Linked DNA regions of Homo sapiens: region 2 is linked to region 1. Evidence: chromatin contacts called from ENCODE Hi-C data. All regions are on one chromosome and are shown on one strand. Each heading gives the region's core, a stretch centred on a gene start or an enhancer-like site at or near the end of the contact. The rest is flanking DNA. Distances are from core to core; before and after follow the strand shown.

Region 1 (3,196 bases), core at 608-3,107:
ACGGAGAAGGGGGAGCAGCTTGGCAAGTGGTCCCACGGTGGGCCCCCAGGGATCTCCCTGGAAGCTGTGGCAGCTGTGCTGCCGTGGAGGGCGCCTTGTCCTCACCAGATCCTGTGGCCTCCCTGGAGGGTGGAGTGTGTGCTGGCACCAAGGTGACGGAAAGGCCCCCCTCCATTACAGCATTGCACACATTTTTAATAGGAAGATACAAAGTGGTGTCAAAGGCCCACTGAGAAGACAGCTGAAGCTTGGCCACCCCACCTCCCACGCAGAGCCAGGCACTAGGGCAGAGGCTCCGGCTCTGAGTCCTGGCACCCCTGGGCCCTCCGTCATCATCACATGGGTGACATGGGAGGAGGTGGCCGAGGTGAGAAGCCCAGCCCATGTGGCCACTGTGAGTTGTGGGTGGGGAGGAGGCCTCTGCAGGAGTGGCAGGGCAAGGGCAGGCAGCAGCAGAGTCGCAGCCCAGGGCTGGCGTGAAGCAAAGCAGGAAAATCACATTATTCAGTTGCTTTAAAAATAACAGCATTTACAGGGCAAAACGGGGTGGCCCAGGTTTAAAAGAAACCACCTGTCTGTTCTGACGGTCAAAGCGTGAGGGAAGCCAGTGGTCCAAGCAGATGGAGGCGTCCGGGTCTGGGCAGGAACGTGTCTGCCACGTGCGGTCTGGGTTCAGGTGAATCAGGGAAGAGGAACCCCAGGGGCAGGAAGTGCTGGGGACGCCCCTGTGAGGCTCTGGGTCCAGCCTGCTGAGAAGGGGTTGCCAGGGGCTGGGGCGGCTGCCTGGACTCCCTGAGAATCCTGCAGCCCGGCTGACCTGGGCGCTCATACCAGGTGGGGTGGGGTGGGGAGGGCACACCAGGCGGGCACACACCCAGTGGGAGGGCACACCGGGAGGGCAGGCACACCGGGCAGGGCAGGCACACCGGGCGGGGGACACTCACTGGGAGGGGGGCCCTCACCACGCAGGGCAGGCACACGGGGGGGACACTCACTGGGCAGGATGGGCACACTGGGTGGGGCGGGCACACCAGGCCGGGTGTGCATGAGACAGCAGCCGCTCTGGAGAAGCGCAAAGCCTTTAGGATCTTAGTGTGATCTCACGTGTGGGTTCACGAGTCCTGTCCCATCCTGGTCATGGTGTCCAGAAAAACAGGACGGCGCATAAGTGGCCCTGCTGCTTTTGTGAGGACGAGGGAGCTTCAGGGGGTGAGAAGGGAATGGTGGGTGTGGCGCAGGAGATGGGCCAGCAGAGGGACGTCCGACCTGGGCAGCAAGCAGGAGAGCCCCAGAGGTCACCTCCATCGGAGACGCAGGCACGCCCTTCCCCACCTGCAGCCCTGGGCTCTCTCCGCGGCATCGGAGTGTGAGGGGAAGAGCTGCCTCTGAAACCCCCCACCGGCCCCACCATCTTATGGCGGCCCCGCTGACTGCCCCGCTGACCCCCCGCTGACCCCCCGCTGACCACTGGGGCCGTGGTGCCTCAAGCCTCGGCCGTCGCCTTGAATTTGGGCCCGGCTGGCAGTGCCCTGACTTGGCAACGAGACGCTGCCCAAGTCTCAGATATTCGATGCCTCACATTGCCAATATGGAGTCATTTCCCACATGGGGAAACTGAGGCACAGGGGGCACCCGGGCATTGCGGCACCTTGTGACCCAAGTCCCCATAGCGGCTTGAGGTCTACGGTCATCTCTGTCCCAGCCCCATGGTGGGGGAGTGGCCACTTGGGCTTTGGAAAGGGTACTCGTTTGGAAGGAGGCTTGCCTGTTGCGTGAGTGTGAGCTCAGATGGACTTGGGGGCCGATGGGGCCTTGTCACGTGGGGGGCAGGGCTGGGGGTGGGGAGCCGAGCTCGGCCCTTGGCAAAATGCCCAGAGATTTGTCAAGCGCAAGCACTGGCGTTCTCTGTCCCTTATGCTTACATTATTTGAATAGAAGAAGGCCAATCACATCGCTTCCCCAGGTGTGAATCACTGCCTACTTGGCAGGGACCGCAACCTTGGTTTGGCCTTTGGACACCGCACGCACATGTCATGACCCTCCTGGCTTTGGGAACGTGGTGTCCGGCTTACGGCTTGGGGTCCCCGTGCCAGGGAGCACTGAACGCAGCCGCCCACGTGTGGACTCATCGGACAGAGTGCGGCTGCTCCGTTTCCCATCCGCGCTGTTTTTTGTGCCCCTGGCCAGCAACGCCTTGGCGGGAACACCCAGTCCCTCCAGAACCGCCGAAGCTCCCCCGGCGCCTGCTCCCGGCCTGCGGGCTCCCAGCGCCACATCCTCCCCCAGGCACGGCTGTTGCCAGGCATCTGCACGGCCCTAGTCCTGAACCAAACCGCAACGGCAGAGCTGAGCACGTACCTGCGTCTGTTTGGTTTGTTTCCCAGGAGTCCGGCTCCAGATTAAAGAACCGTGTGAGGCCGCACTTTGCTTTTCGGGTACACGCCTCTGCACACTGTGTGTCTGGTGGAGGGCAGGGTCCTGTGGTTTCCAGCAAAGCCGACCTCCATGGAAACGCAAGTGGAAAATGCTTTCTTGAGAAAGTTCCAGTCAATGACAAAATGGCCCTTCCCCAAATGCCGTAGTCTCTCGCTGAGACCCTGTGCCAGCGTGGGGAGGTGCCCTTCCCTGAGTGCCGCAGTGTCCCCTGTGCTGAGACCCTGTGCCAGCGTGGGGAGGTGCCCTTCCCTGAGTGCCGCAGTGTCCCCTGTGCTGAGACCCTGTGCCAGCGTGGGGAGGTGCCCTTCCCTGACTGCCGCAGTGTCCCCTGTGCCAGTGTGGGTGTCCTCAGGGCTGAGCAGGGGCCCCGTGGCTGGAACTTTGTCACCTTTTGAGCCAGACAGCCTGCGAGGGAGACTCCCGGTGGTCACCACCACAGCAGGTGGCAGCCATGCGCCAGTTCTCAGCCCCGTCCACGCCTCATAGTGTTACGCACGAACCCTTCATCCTGCTCCAAACAGAATGAGAATGTCATGTCGCAGCCTTGTCTAGAAAGCTCACCAGAGAAGGGGGGTAAAAGCAAGTCCCTGAAAAGTCACAAGAAGACGACCCTGTGTGAGCAGTCCCTGACCCACTGATTTGACGTCCAAAATGGCTTCCACACTGGATTTCCTGCTTCCCCACACCCTCAGCTTTGGCTTAGGGCCAAAGCCATTCTAGCCAGAGCCGTGGGTCCTTCCCATCAGCAGGCCTTGCTTCC
Region 2 (3,264 bases), core at 732-3,231, 830 kb before region 1:
AAGATTGAAAAGTGGGGAAAGGCCAGGCACAGTGGCTCATCCCTGTAATCCCAGCACTTTGGGAGGCTGAGGCAGGAGGATTGCTTGAACCCAGACATTCAAGGCCAGCCTGAGCAACATGGTGAAACCCTGTCTCTACAAAAATACCAAAATTAGCCGGGCATGGCGGTGCACCTCTGTGGTCTTAGCTACTTGGGAGGCTGAGTTGGGAAGATCATCTGAGCCTGGGAGGTTGAGGCTGCAGTGAGCCATGATCGTGCCATTCCACTCCAGCCTGGGGGACAGAGTGAAACTATCTCCAAAAACAAAAAAAAAAAGGGGGGGGAAATTTATTTTGTTAATTACACTTCAAGTATACTTCTTTAGAGGATAAGATGATTTAAAAAGGAATGAAGTGATATGTTAGTTGCTTGTGACTGCCATAAAAAATTACTACAAACTGTAACATAAGAAATGTATTCTCTCACAGCTCTGGAGGCCAGGTGTCCAACATCCAGGTGTGGGCCAGGCAGTGCTTCCTCCAAAGACTCCAGGGGCGGATTCCTCCTGCCTCTTCCAGCTTCTGTGGCCCCAGGTCATTCTGGGCTCTGGCCACAGGGCTCCAACCTCTGCCTCTGTCTTCGTAAGGCCTTCTCCTCTGTTCTGGGATCTGTGCCTTCTCCTCTTCTTAGAAGGACACCCGTCATTGCTTTAGGGCCCACCCTAATCCAGGATAATTTCATCTGGAAATTCTTAATTACATCTACAAAGACTCTATTTCCAAATAGGATCACATTTCGAGGTTTCAGGTAGACAGGAATTTTGCGGGGGCTGCTAGTCAACCCACTACAGTGGTATAGAATGTTTTTGAAAATAATTTTAATTTAAATTAGTATTACTAGATAATGTGTTCACATGGTTCAAAATGCAAAAGACACCTGAGTTGAAGTTCTCTCCCGAATGCGAGACCCAGTTTCTCTCCCTAGAAGCCAGCAGGATTATTGGCTCCTGCAGGACCTCTGGGCTCTATCCTGTGAGTCTCTAAACAAATGCCTATAATTCTTGTTTCTTTCCTGTCTTGTGCACCGTCTTGCAACCTGAGGCTGCATCTGGACAGCAGCTCCTGCCGGTGACCCAGGGGCATCCCCATTCTTCCCCCAGGTGGCTGCATCCTTCATTTTCTGAAGATGGTTTAGGATATGGTGAGCATTATTTATGACTGAGGGTGTTTTTCAGCATTTATGCACAATTTTATCTTTTCTCACTCCTCTTTTTGACTTTTAAAGCATTTTCCCCCTATTTTATAATTAGTGGTCATGATTCCCAATTAGAGGTTAATTGTTTTTTTCTCCCAGTTCCCACTTGTCATTTCCTATTTAAAATGCATGGAAGAAATGAGGAATGCATACAACAAAGAAAGCTGTTTTGCATTGCATGAGAAATTGACTCTGGCTGTGTCAGTGTTCAGAAACATGCTGTCAGGAAGCCAGCCCCGGGAGTCTTAGGACCCACCCAAGCAGCTCCCCAGGGTGGAAATGAGAATTGCTTCCCCTGGCTGGCCACCACTAAAGATTCATTGTCTTTTCCTCAGAAAGCGATGCATGTTTTTCCTTACAGAGTGATGCTGTTAGTCAACACAGGATGAATTGCTACCCAGAAATCCTGGCGGCCTGTCTGCCGTCTCTCAGGAAGTCTGGAGGCACGCTTTCTCCTAAGGTTTCTGTCGAAAGCATAATGGTTCTTTCAGTGGTTGAGAATGCAGTCACCTATTCCAAAATTGTCATCGATTTCTTATGTATAATTTTTATCAGTTTAAGTAACTAGCATGCTGTTTGAGATAGGATAAAGGCATTTCCTGTGGTCAGTGAATCAAACTCTAAGTCTTTACTCATCCAGCCAAGTGTTTATTAAGCTGTTATCTTGAATCACGCACTGTGCCAAATGCATGGTATGTATATAGATTCACGTATTAGGAGAGTCCTGCCTGATCATCCAAAGATGAACAGCTGGTTATAAATTGTGTCCACTTCAAACGAGAAGGGATGAAAATAGCAGTGTTACTGGTGGAGGGTGCCCAGGTTCTTGGTGTCTTGAACAAAGAATTGGACAAACAAAGCAAGGAAAGAATGAAGCAACAAAAGCAGAGATTTATTGAAAATGAAAGTACACCCCACATGATGGAAACAGGCCTGAGCAAGCGCTGGAGAGCCCAGTTACAGAATTTTCTGGGGTTTAAATACCCTCTAGTGGTTTCCCATTGGTTACTTGGTGTACACCCTATGTAAATGAAGTAGTGGCCCATGATCTGTCTGACTGGTTGTGGGAGGGGACCAATCAGAGGCTGAAGCAAAGTTGCAAAGTTACAAAGTTATACCCTATGCAAACGTCTGATTGGTTGTGGAAGGTGACCAATCAGAGGCCGAAGTGAAGTTACAGCATTATACTCCTATGCAAATGAAGACTTAGCCCTAGACCAGCCTGATTGGTTGCAGGAGGGGACTAATCAGAGGTATTTTCAATTTTTCATCTGCCACTCAGAAAAAAGGGAGAGGGGTTGCAAAGAGAGTAGCCTCTGGTCCTTTGGTTATTTGGGCATGGAAAGTTGGGGTTTTCCTTTTGATTTAGTTCTAGGAAGTCAGCGTGAATCAGCCTTAGGTTCCCCGCCTCCAGACCCTCTTCTCCTGCCTCAGCCGTGGTTTAAACCAAACATGCAGCGTATTGTCTGCCTACCTCAAGGAAGGCCGTCCAAAGGCTCTCTGGGCGGCTAGGACATCTCTGTGTTTGGACTTCCCGGTCTCTTTCTTCCCTTCTCCCTCACCAGCCAACCCTGGTGCTTACTTTCCATCCTTATGACAAACTCCTGGCACGATAGGGTGGCCAGTGCTCTAGCGGTTACTCCCAACCTTGCAGGCAGTCAGACGCCGAAGAGCTGGAGGACAAAGGAAACACCCGCTGCCCCTACTCCTCTCATCCTTCTAGGCAGCTCTCCCGGCGTCACCTGGACATTGCTTTCATCAGAGGCTGCTTTGAGGAAAGGAGGGGGGTCGCTCTTAGCTGTTGGCAGCTGGATCCGTCGGTTCTGGTGCTCTGTGGCCAGAACCTTTGAACCTTCTCATAGGACTTGCAGTAAAACTTGCTTACGAAGAACTGCACATGGTAAGATTCCAATAATTATTGTTAGATTTTCTAATGCTTTTCATTGGAAGGCTTTTATTAACAAATGGCTTTCAGCTCTCAATACCATCAGAATTTAATTTGGATTTTTTACTTTTACTATTTTGAAAT

Evidence for each region. Hi-C counts contacts between places; a loop is a spot of excess contacts on that map. Pooled maps may share reads with other maps.
Region 2: a map with no recorded cell type shows a loop between it and region 1 (6-fold over the local background). The contact joins two enhancer-like sites. A Hi-C loop is called at or near these places in 2 of 37 single-sample maps with no recorded cell type and 3 of 50 pooled maps.

The regions. Positions count from the first base shown.
Region 1 is chr5:957,917-961,112 of GRCh38, reverse strand. No RefSeq gene overlaps it. Among named protein-coding and RNA genes, the nearest start is that of LINC02982, 38 kb to the left of the region's middle. RefSeq lists an enhancer at 198-437. Within about 2 kb of position 1,857, at least 9 of the 41 ENCODE cell types and tissues checked have a DNase peak (open chromatin) inside an H3K27ac peak, as active enhancers do.
Region 2 is chr5:1,788,633-1,791,896 of GRCh38, reverse strand. No RefSeq gene overlaps it. Among named protein-coding and RNA genes, the nearest start is that of MRPL36, 9.6 kb to the left of the region's middle. Within about 2 kb of position 1,981, at least 3 of the 41 ENCODE cell types and tissues checked have a DNase peak (open chromatin) inside an H3K27ac peak, as active enhancers do.